Regions from separate parts of the Homo sapiens genome. Here region 2 is linked to region 1. Evidence: chromatin loops called from intact Hi-C (ENCODE). Cell type or tissue: IMR-90. All regions are shown on one strand.

The links. A loop is a pair of places that touch in the nucleus more often than their neighbours do. Peaks named below come from ENCODE experiments on the same cell type or tissue, not always from the same donor. Only the 100,000 strongest peaks of a DNase experiment are listed, where the experiment ranks them.
Region 2: it touches region 1 in a loop (2.2-fold over the local background); 3 of 110 quality-filtered maps call a loop at or near these places.

What each region holds. Positions count from the first base shown.
Region 1 is chr1:55,503,691-55,511,690 of GRCh38, forward strand. No RefSeq gene overlaps it. Among named protein-coding and RNA genes, the nearest start is that of MIR4422, 280 kb to the left of the region's middle. RefSeq lists an enhancer at 4,483-4,652. In IMR-90, CTCF peaks have their summits at 409 and 3,521; DNase peaks (open chromatin) are centred at 181 and 3,501; H3K27ac peaks cover 3,803 bases.
Region 2 is chr1:55,844,762-55,852,761 of GRCh38, forward strand. The region is part of intron 1 of LOC105378740 (a long non-coding RNA gene); the gene reads right to left. Among named protein-coding and RNA genes, the nearest start is that of LINC01753, 96 kb to the right of the region's middle. In IMR-90, a CTCF peak has its summit at 4,352; a DNase peak (open chromatin) is centred at 4,320; H3K27ac peaks cover 153 bases.

The sequences.
Region 1 (8,000 bases):
AACATCTGGAGACATTTTTGGTTGTCACAATGGTGAGGGGGAAGTTGCTACTGGTATCTTGTGGGTAGAGGCCAAGAGCATTGCTATACATTCTCCATTGCACAGGACAGCCTCCTACAACAAAGGAATGATCTGGCCGAAAGTATCAACAGTGCCAAGGTTGAGAAGCCCTGTTTTAAACAAGGGAATGATATGTCTGATTTGTTTTTCTCTTTTGGAGACAAATTATAAATTTTTCTAGGAGCTAGGGAATTGCTAAGTGACTCAGCAGCTTTGTTTATTTTGAACGTTCTTCCTTCTATAATAGACTGAATATATGGTATTTTCATTTTCTGTTTTGTTTTTATTCTTCTGTATTCTCTATAGAGGGTACTTGATGTGATCCTAGTCTAGGTGAATGGCATCCCCTAGAGTTGTGCAGTGCACAAACTGCACAAAGTCCACATGGCAGGCTTGATGGGAACTGTGATCCTTGAGAAGTCATTCAATGAATACCTGGCTGAGTGGAGTGACCTTAATAGAGTAGCCTTTAAAATTAATCACCCAAGTAGTACTTCTTTTTAGTGTCCAGCACAGCCTGGCAGAGGAGTTCAGAATTTGAGGAATGATTGAACAAATGAAGGGATGATTGAGCAGCCCAAAGAATGGGAAAACTAATTGGATACCAGGTGATGCCGAAGGAGAAACTTGCCATTAAAAATCCCAGCAAGGTATCCTACCAAATTTCTGGAGTGCATTGGAGTGGAAACAAACAGCCCTGTGCCAGGGTCCTCTTGGCTGACACTTCAGAATCCTGCCTCGTGAGGGGCCCCTGGAGTAGAGGCTGGGTTTAGACTCTGGAAAATTACTAGGTTTTCTGGTCTCCTGGGTCCTCTGCTGCCTTATCAGTGAAGCTTTGTCAGTATTTCCATCATAAACCCTGGGTGTGGGGCGAAGTGGCCTATAAAATCTGAATCTGGGCCAAAGCTGGCAGGCACAGAGCCTGTTAAGATGCAATTAGTTTGTCTCAGGGAGTCTTCGGTTGGCTTCTTTGCTTAATTGGGAGAGCACAACCAAGAAATACAGAGGTTTGGTGTGCCTTCTGTCTCTAAGGACAGACACAGAAAGGTTTCTGTTGCAGGGAAGAAAATCGGGCCAGTCTCTAACACAGAGCTCTGGGAAGTAGAGGTTTGAAGAGGGTTGCCCACCAGAAGCTAGGAAATACATCTGGACAGGTGCCAAAGGCAGCTCTGTGCCCCAGGTCAGCCCATGCTCCTCTAGATCTTTCCCTATGGTTAACTTACATGATCCTTAAGGTCTACTTTTATACCTAGGTGAGGATGTTCTGGGATGGTCACAGCAAAATAAAATGATTGTTTAAAGCCATGCTTCACATTTAAGCCTCCCTCACTCCATGGTGACATTCATTCATCATTTCATTTATCACCTATTATTACTTCTTTGTTCAGGCTGAACAACAGTAGGGAATTATAAAGGAATCAGACCTGGCCCTAAATACAGGCATTGTCCCTTGCTTGAGTTACACAGTAGTAAAACCACCAACCTCTTGGAGCCTTAGTTTCCTTACTTTTAAAGTTGAGAAGAAAATACCTAATTTATGGCATAGTGATGAAATTTAAATGATACATAATTTGTAAAAAGACCATAACACTATGTCTGGCCCCCCCCAAAAAGTGTTCCTTAAATAGTACTTTATGCCACTAGTAATAGTACTACTACAATAATAACAAGGTAATAAATGCTGTCCTTGGAGTATATACAATGCTGTAAAAACTCAAAGGTATGAGTGTCTGAGGGTGGGTGGAGGTGAGAGAGGAGTCAAGGAAGACTTCATGGAGGAGGTGACATGACCTGAGACCTGAAAAATGGATTATGAGTTTTCCAGGCAGAGAAGAGAACAAAAACCTTTCCTGTTAGCAAGAACAGCCTATGCACAACTATTGAGTGTGCATGGTCAGTGTGGGGGCAAGGGGATGCCTGTTTGCTATCTGCTCACAGGGTACAGGGTGGGAGGAGGTATGGAGTGGGGATGATCTTCTGGCCTCACTGTGAACCTGCACTGATTGAACCAATCCATTCTTCCTCTCCTCCTCCCTCTTCCCTTTCTCATGTCTGCTTTTAGAACATTTTCTTACATGCAGATTCGTTAATGCATAGGTAAGTTTCATGAGGGAAGGAACTTGCCCTGGGTCACATGGTGAGTCCCAGCACCAGGATCTGAGCTCAGCACTCTCCCGTGGAGGCTGTGGCTTTTTCTTAGCTCCTCTTTCTCCATCAGAGCTGACTGTCCACCTGTCAGATCTGCTCATCTTTCCACCCCAATCCTCTGCCTCACTCCCTACCCTGCCTGGCCAGAGGGTTCACTCCTGTAAAGCTCTATTAAAAATCTTTTATGCCACCTTAGTGCAGCCTCCCATCTACCCTATACCATATGCGGGCTTGTTAATTCCTTAGAGGTATACTTATGGCACAACTTTGAGACAAAGGCACAGGTACCCAGGGAACAGCTGCTTTCACTCTGGAAAAATGCCGATAGGTGTCTACTTTCCAGAGAAGGGGCAGGATCAGCAGAGAGTTGGAAGCATGCAAGGGAACAAACATCTTGAACACCTACTATTGCTGAAGACTGTGCTGGGGACTCTTACAGCTGAAACTTGGGTTCAAATCCTGACCATGTTACTAAATATCCCAGGCAAATTACTCACATTTCCCAAATCTCTTTTTCTTCATGTGTAAAATGGATAGTAATGCCGACCTATTCCAGAAAAGGAAGATCAAATCCCCTAGCTGCCTTTGAGAGTCTAAGATTTGAATATTCCCTCTTATCTGCTTAGATTTGGAAGAGACTCTTAGGTTGAACACATGATTCCTTTGTTCATCAGTTGAATTATCTCACTGAAGCTGTGGGGAGTGGGAGAAGAACACTGGCCCTGGAGTCAGGGCTAGAAGCCTGATGCTCTGTCTGCCAACTTGGGAAGGTCTTTATCAGAAGAGAAAATGGATTCCAAGGGGAGCAGCCCCTGCTTGCTCCTTAATGTGCCTGGGAAAGGGGATGCTCAGGCGCAGTGAAGAGACCCACTCAGGTTAAATAAACAGCCTGGAAAAGCTGGAGAGACAGGAAAAATACCCCAGAAGCCTCCTCCTTCCTCAGAGCCGGGTTTGTGTCATCTGTTCCTGGGAGGGGCACACCTTCAGGGAAGGAGCCCTGGACTTGGAGTTAGCAGATTCTACCACCTACCAGCTGGGTGTCCATAAGCAAGTCACTTAACCCCTAAGTTTTCCTCATATGCCATACAACATTCATGTTAATTTCTGGAGGGAAGAATGCTCCGGAACACAGTGAACAGTGTGTAAATCCTACCCCCAAATACCCTTTTCCCCAAGGATTGCCACCCAGCCCCAGGGCACAGCTCAATAAAGTTTCCATAAAACTCAGCTTCTCTGAGTCCAGCTTCAGAAATTACAGAGAGTTGATTCATCACATTGTTTGAATTATGTCAATATGAAAATACAGAAAACCCACAGGGAGTCAGCCTTTTCCCATATATAAAACAGGGTTACAATCCTGTATAAACTTTTAAAAGATAATAGTTTGTATCATATGCATATGATTGAAAAAATAAAAGGAAAGAACAAGAAAAGAAAAAAGTACACATTGGCAAACAATGTAATTCAGGCCGACACCCTGGCTTGGGACTCCCCCTTGCCCTTCTCCTGCTCTTCATTCCTCATCTCCGTAACATCCCCCATCAGTGCCCTGGCAGCAGTAGGCTGGGGCTTTTCTGTGGCTTCAGAGTCCTGCTGCCTCCTCAGGATCCCTGAATTCATCCACTCTTCCCCATCTCCACCGTCACAGCCCACACCTGGGCACCAACATCCCTGACTTGGACCATGGACCACCTTGCAATGAATTGCATTATGTCCACTGAGGCTGCAGTGAGGAGGATAAATGCGGGTAAGAAGCAAGTTGGGGCACATTAATCTGTGCATGTCTGTCCCCAGAGAAGACCTTGAAGAGGCCCTTTGGAGGTGTCAGGATGGAGGTGGAGCCCTTGGACAGCTCTGCCCAGCTCCCCACCCTCATGATCCACCCCTCCTGCTGCTTCTCCTTTACTCTCTCCTATGCCCTGAATTGCTCCTCTCTGCTCTCTCTGCCTGCAAAGTTCTACCCTCTAAACTCCCCTGACCCTATTTTACTCCCGCTGTGCTGTGACTACCCTACTTCTCTTCCCCACCTCAACCCAGGTCAACTCCTTTTGCACTATGTTACCTCTCTCCCTTACACAACAAAGAAGTGATTGTAAATCTGATGAACCTGTTTTCACCTCCAAGCTGTGAGTTCCACAAGTGCAATGACTAAACTTGTTTTGTTTCATCCTCATATCTTCAATCTTAATAAAGAGACTTTGTTTTTTTGAATACAGAGTCCTCCTCTGTTGCCCAGGCTGGAGTGGCATAATCTCGGCTCACTGCAGCCTCCACCACCTGGGTTCAAGCAATGCTCGTGCCTCAGTCTCCCAAGTAGCTGGGATTGCAGGTGCACCACCATACCTGGCTAATTTTTGTATTTTTAGTAGAGATGGGGTTTTGCCATGTTGCCCAGCCTGGTCTGGAACTCCTGGGCCCAAGTGATCTGCCCGCTTTGGCCTCCCAAAGTGCTGGGATTACAGGTGTGAGCCACCACGCCTGGCCTTAAAGTGACTTTTTACATGGTTGACACTGAAACAATATTTGCTGAGTTGTGATGATAAACATCTAGCCCATTCTCGGTTCTGTCACTATTGATGCCCAAAGTTACTTCAAGACAACCCTACAACCATTCTCACCTGTAAAATGGGTACAATAATAACTACTTTGTGGTGGCATTATGAGAATCAGAGAAAAATTTGTAAAGTGCGCTTCACATACTTATTGATTTCATTTATGGAATGCCTACTCTTATTTTGAGGGTTTGAGGACAGAAAAATAATAATTTTTTTTCTAACACTGTGACCACCAGTCATGATGAATTTTTCAACATGGGCTAATGCCCACCAGAGATGCACAATAGCAAGTTCTTGGATCAGAGTTCTGTTTACACTTGGATGGTGAAGGAATATCAGTTGTTAGTTTTCAAATGAGACCTCCTCTTGGATGGCAGCACATGAAAGAATTGCCTGGGCACGGGTCCAAGGTTCTGTATGCAACATGTGTGGATGTTCAAATACAATTTCATTTATGCATGACCCCACCTGTCAAGATCCCACATCCAAATTAAAAATACAAAAGATTAGCTTTTATGGCAAAGAGAATGATAATAATTTGACAATATTAGTATTTGAAGTGATAATTTATGATAAAGAGAATAATTATGTACCATATTAATTACAGTCATGTAATTAATTGCATTAATTACAGTCATGTAATTAATTGCATTAATTACAGTCATGTAATTAATTGCATTAATTACAGTCATGTAATTAATTGCATTAATTACAGTCATGTAATTAATTGCATTAATTACAGTCATGTAATTAATTGCATTAATTACAGATGCTTAATTACATGTCCATGGGTTTCTTGTCTGAGGAGTCAACCAACAACAAATAAAAAATATTTGGAAAAAAACAAAAAAACAATATAACAAGAAAATACAAATAAACAACTAATAGTGAATAACAACCATTTACATAACATTTACACTTAACTAGGTATTATAAGTAATCTAGAGATGATTTAAAGTATACAGGAGGATGTGCATAGATTCTATGCAAACACTATGCCATTTGATATAAGGGGTTTGAACATCTGTGGATTTTGGTATCTGTGGGTGGTTCCTGGAACCAATCCTCCCTGGATACTGAATGATGGACTGTATTCCTTCCCCTTCTGTCCTTACATGGTCAACATTTTGTAGGGAACAGCAAAGGTGGTTTAAGATAAGACTCTCCTGGACAAGCACTGGAGAATTCTCTGGTTGCCAATCTTCTTACGAAAGCCTCCTAGAATTTTGGATTTAGGTGAAGCATTTCAGATGGTATCTTAAGGAATTCTTGGCAAAGTGTGTTGGCAGGTGACCTACAGGCTTGAAGATTAAAAACAGACTAAAAGATTATTAAGAGACTCCCTCCCAATGGCACACAATGTTGTAGTTTAAACTGTGCCCACGTACATTATCTTGTGTAATTTTGATGCAAAACTCTTATACGGTACAAGCTGGGATTATCCAACCCATTTTACAGGTGAGGAAAGGGGCTCATAAATTTGCCCAAGGTTGATCAGCTAGTGAATGGCGCTTCCAGGACTTAGCCTTGGTTTTCTCTCTCAAAGCCTTCTTTTTATTGTCTTACATTTACTTTCCTCAGGCAGGGCTGTGTTCCGAGTCCTTACTCTTAGCCCTGCCTTGTCTCTCAGTCTGGAGGTCTGAGGAGGGAGGGCTGCTTTGTACCTTCCCCACCCTTCTGTCCCTGTGAGTCCTGGTCTCCTGAAGTCTGCCCTGCCCACTTACCCAAGGAGAGCTCATCAGTCTTCTTCCATACTTGTTCTCATAGCACTTGTTCATCAAGCATGCTTTTGTGTAACAAATAGGTGCAGGGCAGTGTGGTTTGAGCCACAGAAAAATAACTTATCTATTTGTAAGTTTCTGCTTAATAACATGGTGTCAAAGGAGGGTGCTAGGTGGGGATGTGTCCACAATAATTAAAATCATTCTATGGACTTTATTTCTCATAACTGTGCACAGTAAGTATTCTTTTCCCTGTTTTATGGATAATGCAGTGCATTACAGGAAAAAGCAGATCCTGTCTGCATAGGGAAAGAGACTAGAGCATTTATTAAGTGCCTAGTATGTGCTAGTATTTTGCATATTTACAACTTATTAAATCCTCAAAACATCCTACGGAAGAAGATAGAAGTGATCCCATTCTACAGGTGAGGAAATGGAAGTTTAGCAAAGTGAAATAGCACGTTCATTTACCAAATAAGTGATAAAGCCCAAAGCCCATGATCTGGCCTAGGCTGAAATTTCAGGAAACTGCCCCCAAACAGAAATTTCTGCCCACAGGGCCTGTCTGATGAGAGGAGGTCAATCCAGACTAGAACAGCCCAGCAATCAGAGTACAGCCGGCAACTTTTAGACAAGGAAGAAGCCAGGGAATTAAGAGGTGTCAAACAAATAGGAAACAATTGGGATGTAATTATAAGGAAAATGCAGGCAAAATTCCAGGAAGCCAAACTCTTATAGAGTTGTTTACAAGGGAAGTAGTGGGAAAGCCATGCTCTGGCCTGAAAACCACATGTTCTGGAGAAAAATATCACATAGAATCACAGAAACCCTTTCAGGAAAAGGGCTTTCATTTATTTAGTTGATCAGTTCAGGCTTATTGAGCCTCTACCATGAACCTGTCCTCTCCTTGGCACTGCAGATTCAAAGTTGAAGAAGACTCAGTTTCTGCCCTCAAGTCACACATGGTTGAAAGGTCATGGAGAAAGAGGACACGTGTTACCATGGAGCACTGTGTGCCTACCAGAAAGTGCAAAATCTGAGGAATCACAGAGGATGGAACAACTCTGGGAAACCTGGAAAATCAGAGAAGACTACACAGAGTGGGTGACCCTTATAGGAGGAGAAGGCGTTCTCCAAATTAAGATGTGGGCAGAGCACATTCGAGGCAGAAGGATGAACACAGGCAAAGACAAAAAAGCAGGACTGTGGATGGCAAATTCAGGGACAGTGGGCAGCCATGGATTAGGTGCATGAAAAAATATATAATGTGGCTTTTCTGACTCTAATGCCAGTGTCACCCAGTCCTATGCTTGGAACACAGAGCACAGATGGCACAAACAGAGGCTGCTAAAAGAATGGCAAAGTATACAATGGAGAATCAAGCCCTTTGCTGCCGATTGATTTCCATTGAGCATTTCATTTCATCCGATGTTTCAATCAGTGCCACTGCAAGGAAACCCTTCAGTTAGGATGCAGTGAGGCAGGTAAGAACAGTGGCCTCTGGAGTCAGCATACC
Region 2 (8,000 bases), 340 kb after region 1:
AGATTTACTGCTTGTTTATCTGGGCCAATTATATGATATCATTGATATAGATAACTAATGTGATATTCTGCGGTGTCCAGGTATACCAGGTCCCTTCAGACAACATTTTGACTGCAGATATAGTAGTGGAGATCGCCCTGGGACTATACGTGTATGCTAATGTATCCCTGAGGCTGTATAAACCTGTATAGCAGATACCTCATATACTTCAAGATTATAGTGTCCACTTCATTTCTCCTGGATCTTTCCAGGATCCTGACTTTTGTAGTGGTCAGACTGATTTAGTGGAGATGTGATGAAATAGTGGAATTTAATTTTGACAGTAATGTCATTTCTTTTCAGGGCATAAATATTTTATTTTCTGTCTTAACCATTAGAGGGTGAGCTTTGGAATATTCTATTTGGTCTTCTTCACTATAATCTTTTATTCCGTAGGCTAATATGACTGTATTAGAATTGTGGTCTGCTACCACTAAGGTTCCATGATCTCTTAAGACCCTATACGTCTAAATTACTTAGGGTGTATTGCAGCTTGCCAAAATTCCAGCTATCCAACAGCCTGGATTTGAATGGAGCTAGTACATGTCCCTCTATCCAGAATAGAACTTTGCTGCTAAAGGGACAAGACAAGAAACTATGGAACTTGAGCCTAAGTCAAGGTCTTCCTTTTACTTAAAGCCACCCTGGATATTTTGGAATGCTCAGAAATGAGTCAAAACAACTTCATTTCTTCAATATAGATGCTTATAATCTGCAGGGAGACCAGAATATAAAACGTATCTGCTAACTCTAGAAAGGTTTGGCCCTTCTCCAATGTCATGTATAGTGACAACCCTATATTCTGCCAAATCTAAATTTTCAGAAGTGGAAAAATTGAGTTCATGTAATTGATAAATTCTTCAAAAATTGCTAACACATTGAATGTATTACCTATAAATGGCCTTATCAGTGTGGATATTATCCTTAATACTATGAATTTCCAGCAGTCACACTGATGTGCTTATAGGTATTAAGTGCCATTCAGTCAGATGTTATAATTAGAATGGGCCTAAATGAAGATAACTTATCAGGTATACCATATTACCTAACCATGTTAAATAGATGCATACACAATGTCTATTGTAAAGAGAATTTGGATTTTTTGAATACATAACATACATTATGTGTAAGTATAACATACATTAAGATAAAGAACACAGTGAGCCAAGATTGCGCCACTGCACTCCAGCCTGGGTGACAGAGTGAGACTCTATCTCAAAAAAAAAAAAAAAAAAGATAAAGAACATCACATTCAAATTATCAGATTTGGCCAGTATAAAATTCAGTGAAAACTAAGCATGAGTACTAATATTCTTTGTATATTCTGCTACTGTGCTATACAGTTAAAATGTTAAAATTTACGTTTCTACATGAAATTTGTATAGCCAGTTCTAAGATATGGCAAGAAAGAGTCAACATAAAATCTAAGTGATTGCCTAATAACAGTGTTTAGATAAGAGTTGAAACTGCTTTGCAAGTCTAATTCTCTTCATTAATTTGAGGGACACAGCTTGAGAAAGAAAGTCTCCAGAACAGGCAAAGCAAATCATGGATTTGGAAAGCACTGATCCTGAATTTCTCTGAGAATGTGCGTTGATAATTCAACCCAACAGTCTTGATTCATAGAATAATATATTGAGATCCCAATGTTGTTCTAAGTGGCATCTACCATTGGTCCCTGAAATGAAACCTATTTGTTTTTTTCTTGGTTTAAAACCAAGCAAACAATTATCTATTCTTTTTTTTTTTTTTTTGGGAGACAGAGTCTTGCTCTGTCACCCAGGCTGGAGTGCAGTGGCACAGTCTCGGCTCACTGCAACCTCAGCCTCCTGGGTTCAAGCGATTCTCCCACCTCAGCCTCCCGAGTAGCTGGGATTACAGGCAGCCACCATCATGCCCAGCTAATTTTTATATTTTTAGCAAAGACAGGGTTTCACCATGTTGGCCAGGGTTGTCTTGAACTCCTGACCTCAGGTGATCAGCCCACTTCAGCCTCCCAAAGTGCTGGGATTAGAGGCATGAGCCACCGCGCCTGGCCATATCCATTTCAATACTGATTGTGTCACCCATGGAGGTGTGTAGATGGCCTCTAGCTTCCATACCTTCAGGATCTACTTCCATGTTCATGTCAAGGCCATATTCTTCCCAGGTTGCTCCCAGTCTAAGTCTTAGGCCTGCCCCATACAGAATTCTGCTGTAGGGCTCCACAGTGGCCTGTGTGAGATTGAGCTGTAGCTCAGTTAGAGGTTCTTTCTACTCAATGCTTCTGCCTTCTCCCACTCTTCCTAATAGGTATAAACCTTCATGACCATTCTGAAGGCTCTCCCACCTTCTACTACCTTATCATTTAAGGGCCATTTTCTAATATGTCCAATTCTATTTTGGTGTCTTTTCAGAAAGACCTAGACTGACACACATTGGTAAGCTAAGAGTAGCAGAGTTAAATATGTAGGAGTTTGTCCTTTGGTGCCCATGCTGGTGATTCCTAGAGTACAATCTTCTATGCTGGCAGTTGCAGATGAAGACAGGAGAGATGGCCTCCAGGAGGCAGGTTTCTCTTCCAGGTTCCTGCCAGGTACGACTATAGAATGAAAAGCACATTTGAGGGCTTGTCTTTTTCTCTACCAGACCCAGCAAGAAATGATTCCAAGATCACCTAGCTGATCTCATGCTCTATCTGGATTTGAGTGAAGATATACATATTCACCAAGTCTTGACTCAGTCACCTTTTGTGCAGGTAAGCATTGGTGTCTGTTCAGTTGGCCCACAAATCTAGGTTTCTTCAAACATTGGTATATGCCCTGCTCAGGTTTTACACTAAAAGCCTGGAATTGCCGTGACCCTTAGAATTACTTTTAGCTTCGATTCTATAATATTAGAGAGAATTTAGTACTCACTAATTATAAGGTTTATGACCAAAAGGAACCTGTGTGTATCAGATGAATTTCTATACTACTTCAGGAATATATGAGGATATGATACCTTTATTAGCTTGATGTAAAACCCTTTTGGTGATTATATGGTAGGAATTCACATGCCTCCCAGATTCTTAGACCTCCTGCCTTCCGTGTCCTCCAGTACCCTGCTCAAAAAGAGACTGACCACTGCCATCATATTTCAGCACCAACTGCCTCAGCTTGTCCTCAGCCTGACTTGGTGTGACCCACCTCACTCCACCCTAGGCAGGGGCTGAGGCAGGTTCAACACTCAGGCTGGACTCTAGCAGGCCCAGAGAAACTATGGCTCTTCTCACATTTTCATACTCAAATGAAGCACTGTCATGTCAAGTGTGAAGCCTGGCTGCCCCAGTGGGCTTCTGTCTGTTTCGGGTAGAAAGATTCTTATTTAAAAATTGGTTCTTGCTTAATTGGCTGGTATCAGAAAGTGAATACAACCTTATGCCATAATGACAATAAACTCAAGGAGTAAAACTTAAGTAGTAAAATGGAAACTTGAGACTTAGAAGCTTCTGTCTTAAGGAAATACCTGGACTTAAAGTGAGGGATGGAACGGGGTGTGGGGGGGGTGGGGAAGCACACAGTCAGCTATCAAAGTGTGCTAATACCCAGGATGATGTGATCCCCACAAACCCTTAATTCTTGGCATGGACATAGATCACCAAGTCAGAACAGGGAAGAAGTTCCTCTAGTACTTTTGTGCAGAGTGTGGGGATCTCTCTAGTTCAGAGATATGATGGAAAGCCATAATTTAGGTACTGACAGCTGCTCTAGCCAGGTAAAGCAAAACAGACTGGATGAGCTGAAGGGAAAGGTACAGAGTCAAAGTGGGGAAGTAGGAGGCTTGTCTCTGTCTCAAAAGATCAGAGGCCTCCAAAAGTCGCTGCAGAAAAGAGAAGCAGCACTTGATAATTCAGTCAACTGAGTATTTGCATCCTTTTCTGCATGCTTATTACACTTAAGTTGAAGTAGAAAAGCATCTGTTTGCTAGTCTGCCTTAGAAGTCAGATCTGAAGGATTATCTAACTGAGGAGTAAATAGTCAAAGGAATAATCAACCAGCATGTTCCCTTTAGGCACCAGCCTCAAGGTGGCTAAATTTCTCAAATGGAAGGATGACAGGCATTTATTTGTCTAGTAAAGAAATTTGAAAGCTTGAGTCAGAAAAACCAATTCCAAACTCCTGAAAATTTTGTTTATATACTACATTGAAAGTTAACAGGTGGAGACAAATCTCAGCTAATAGGAGACAAACTGATGTCTAAGTCCTCTTGCCTCTCATCTTTTGGGAATTTGGTAGAGTTGCTCCACATGCCCCTGAGGAAGTTCCCAGCAGAATCTGGCTCATGGCTGCCTCCTCCTGTTAGCTATCTGCTTACTCCTTAACCTCTAAATTTTTACTGACTCACTTTTGGTGATTTCAACCCTGACTACCCTAAGAATTATATCCTTGTACCCTGGGCACACCTGACCCCTTTATTTTGGTCCCTTTTTATAGTATGATCGTTTTCACATAGACTAGTGAATTTGCTTACATTCATGCTACATTGGAATAAGTTTCTTGATAGCAAGAATATTTCTCTTGCATTCATCAAGTATCACCAGAGCCTACAATGGAGTCTGAAGTATAGTAGGCCCCATTAGTTGGTTATCTTCTTCTTATACAACAGGACCTGGCAATTAGAAAAAATATGGCATGTAGAAAAGAGCCTATAATGGGCAGAAAATATTTGAATACTGTATAGGGCTTGGCTAGTACCTGTTCACTGATCTACAAATTGTCAAAGAGGATTAGGAGACTTAATGACAAATTTTATCTTTTCTGGTTGTTACCACTTGCAATTCTAAACACACACATCCTTCTAATACGAGGATCATGGTTCAACCTCAAACTTTTTACTGAAATCAGAACTATTGATTGCAAGGCAAACTTTTCAGTGGCCATGACTTATAAGAGGTTTATCATAGCCAAGTGTCACTTTAGTTTTTAACTGAGTGATACTCTAGAATGAAAAGTAGGTCAAGCATACAATTGAGAGACATGAGAAGGCAGAAGGCAGCCTGGGAAAGGTCTATGCAGGTGACATTTCTGAAAGATTCTAAGTATTCCAGACGGTCACATTCAATTATTGTTAGACCATATGAATTGACTGGCTCCTAATGGCATTTTCAATGGAGAGTAAAGCATTTAGTCCTGAGGAGGCTGAAGCCTCAGTATATCCCCCCAATAACTATACTCTGAGCAGCTTCATTATCTGTAGCTAAACACACCCACATATTCAGTCATCCTTTATATACACGCCAAGAGTCTATATCCCACGCACCCAAACTTGAGGGCTGATACTCTAACGATTTCTAATACCCAGCTTTGGGTATAATATTCCAGCTTTGGGCATTCTCCTTTTAACATCACTACTCACGGTAGACAACCGCTTATACTAGTCAGTCACAATACTACAGGGTACACTTTTGCCAAGTTATGGCTGCCTTCTTGTGTAGTTGAAGCCTAACTACTATAAGGCCTTAGCACTGACTTTCCCTGGATGCCATCAGGCTCGGGATGGATGTAGGTTGTATTATTCTGGGCCATTGGTAGGATGCCTAGGATATCTTTCTCTAAGCAGCCCCAAAGAACAGAGTAACTCGGTCTTACCTACAGATAAGAAACTGGCTGTACCAGACACAAAAATGCACTGTCCAGATCCCCTCCCTCGAGGAAACTTTCTTCCAGCTAGAGAGGGTAGAAGACAGACTTCAGCTGTCAGCTCCTTTTAGGGTCCAACTCAGCTTCAGAGAACTGTTCCACCTGAGGTCAAACTCTTTCAGAATCAGCCTGCTTCTATAGCCTAAGCCAAGGACTTTATAAAAGCTTGGCTCTTTCAATCCAATGAAGGATAACATGAACAGAATTTTTGACTAACTGGTCCTCCTCCCTCAGGTTGGCTTTGTTGGGGATAAACTCCACATTCAGTTTAGAAGTTTCTTTGGTCATTCTAGACCTGTGCGAAGAAATCATGTCATCTGGTTGCTTTGCTCAATTTAACACACTCAGTTATTAACAAACCAGCATCAGAATGATCGTGGCATGTCCTCCATAATTCAGCTGTTGGCTGCTCATGTGGCAGCCACGGTGGTACACTCCTCAGAGCTCCCCTCAAGACAGAGCTGACCCCTAGCTGCAAGCTCTGATCTGCTGCAGTGTTCCAACTGAGGCCATGCTCCTCCCAGAAGCTCCTATCCAATAACTGAGCACGGCCTGGAAATCAGGGCCTGGCCATTTCCACTCAAATATTCTTCTGTGAGCAATCTTTCTGCTGGAGCTTCTTGTTGGGCTGCCTGCAGCTCCTTCAGTAGGTGCCAAACCTACATAGACATCCACATGCTTTCCCTGCCTAATCCTACACCTTCCGCCTTTACCATTCATAGCTGTTAACCTAAGAAACATTTTGTACTAACTCCGTCTAGGGTCTAGTGCAGATTTATAAACCAAACTTCAGAGCTGGTGAAAGAATTTTCAAATTTCTTCATGTGTTTTCTTGGAGGTCCCGACTGAGCATTCTACCTCTGAACTTTATCAACCCCAGTGAAGACCCGAAAGATGCTTTAACCCAACCAATGTTGTATTGGCTCCCACAGAAAGTAAAATCAGAGTCATGTGGCAATACTAGCTTTAAACCTGGTTGAAAAGAGTCATTTCAAGATAGGCCCCAAGGAACAGGAGACTGGATAAAAGTAGCCCTTCTGAACTACCATAGGCAAAAGAAGCTTCCCTCTGACAGAAGTGTGCTGTTTTCCAGTTCTGCATAGCCAGTCTCAACTTCTGTCAGGACTTATTGTGGTTATATATAAGTTGGAAGTGATTCTAGATTGGATTTTGGGTATTTCCCAGTTATTAACCTTAACAGATCAAGGTATCAGAACTACAGGACTAAGTGAGAGCTCTTAGCTGATTCTGAGCAATATTTACCTACAGCAAGTTATTTTTCTTTCAATGGTCCATAGAATTCTAGAATAAGACATAGCCACCTCCACTCTGAAAACACAAGGCTTGGGTCACTGTTAGTTGATGTCCTGTATTGAGGGAGAAAGGGTGAAGGAACCAAAATCTTAGTTTGCAACATGTGATCTAATTTTACAACATAACTTGGGGAGGAAAGCATTCTTAGTTTTACCAGGTACCTCAAAATTCAAGTAGTGGTTTATATGTAAATGATATCACCTTTTCATTTGTTATAAGAATTGCTGCCAGACAGCTTTAGGGTTGATTGGTTTTTGTTCCTCCACTCTTGCCTTGCCCTGCGCAAAGACAGTCACCAATGTAGATTTCAGAGGTTCAGGATTCCCATGTGACTCCTATTACATGTGCTTAACTAACTGGCATGAGCTATACTGGGGGAACATGCCGACTCAGGCTGATCCTACAGTACTAAAGCCATCTCCAACCCACCACATGCCAACATGTACCATGATATGTATTGTGCTAAGTCTTTATGAGATAAAGCAGGCATGTCAGGTGTGAAGCAGGCTTTGGCAAACAATGTAGAAGACATCATGGAAAGTAGAGCCATAGAGGGAAGAGATAAGAAAATCCTTTGTATATGATGAAAACAGTGGAGAACAAAAGCATAGGAGAGAACTTCATGGTATCAAAGTCAAGTCTTCGCTTTTGCTGAATACAACACTTGGGGATGAGAAGTGTCAAAATTTGAGCATGTCAAACATTCAGGCAGGTGGGTTATAGGATTCTTTGAAACTAATTTCCATGGGATATAAAAAACATCAGATACAATGTATATTAAAGGTAAGACAATTGGAAAAGCAGGTTGCAGAAAAAGCAGATGAGCTTTTTAAAGCATTATTTGCAGTCCATTCATACGGTTATCTTGAAGAGGATCAAAATATATGCTTGAAAATTTTACTTAACTTTGTGAGACTTGTAATATCAGAAAGTAGTGTGTACCTAGTTGGATATTTTCTCCTTTCTCCTTTGTATTCTGCTTTCTGT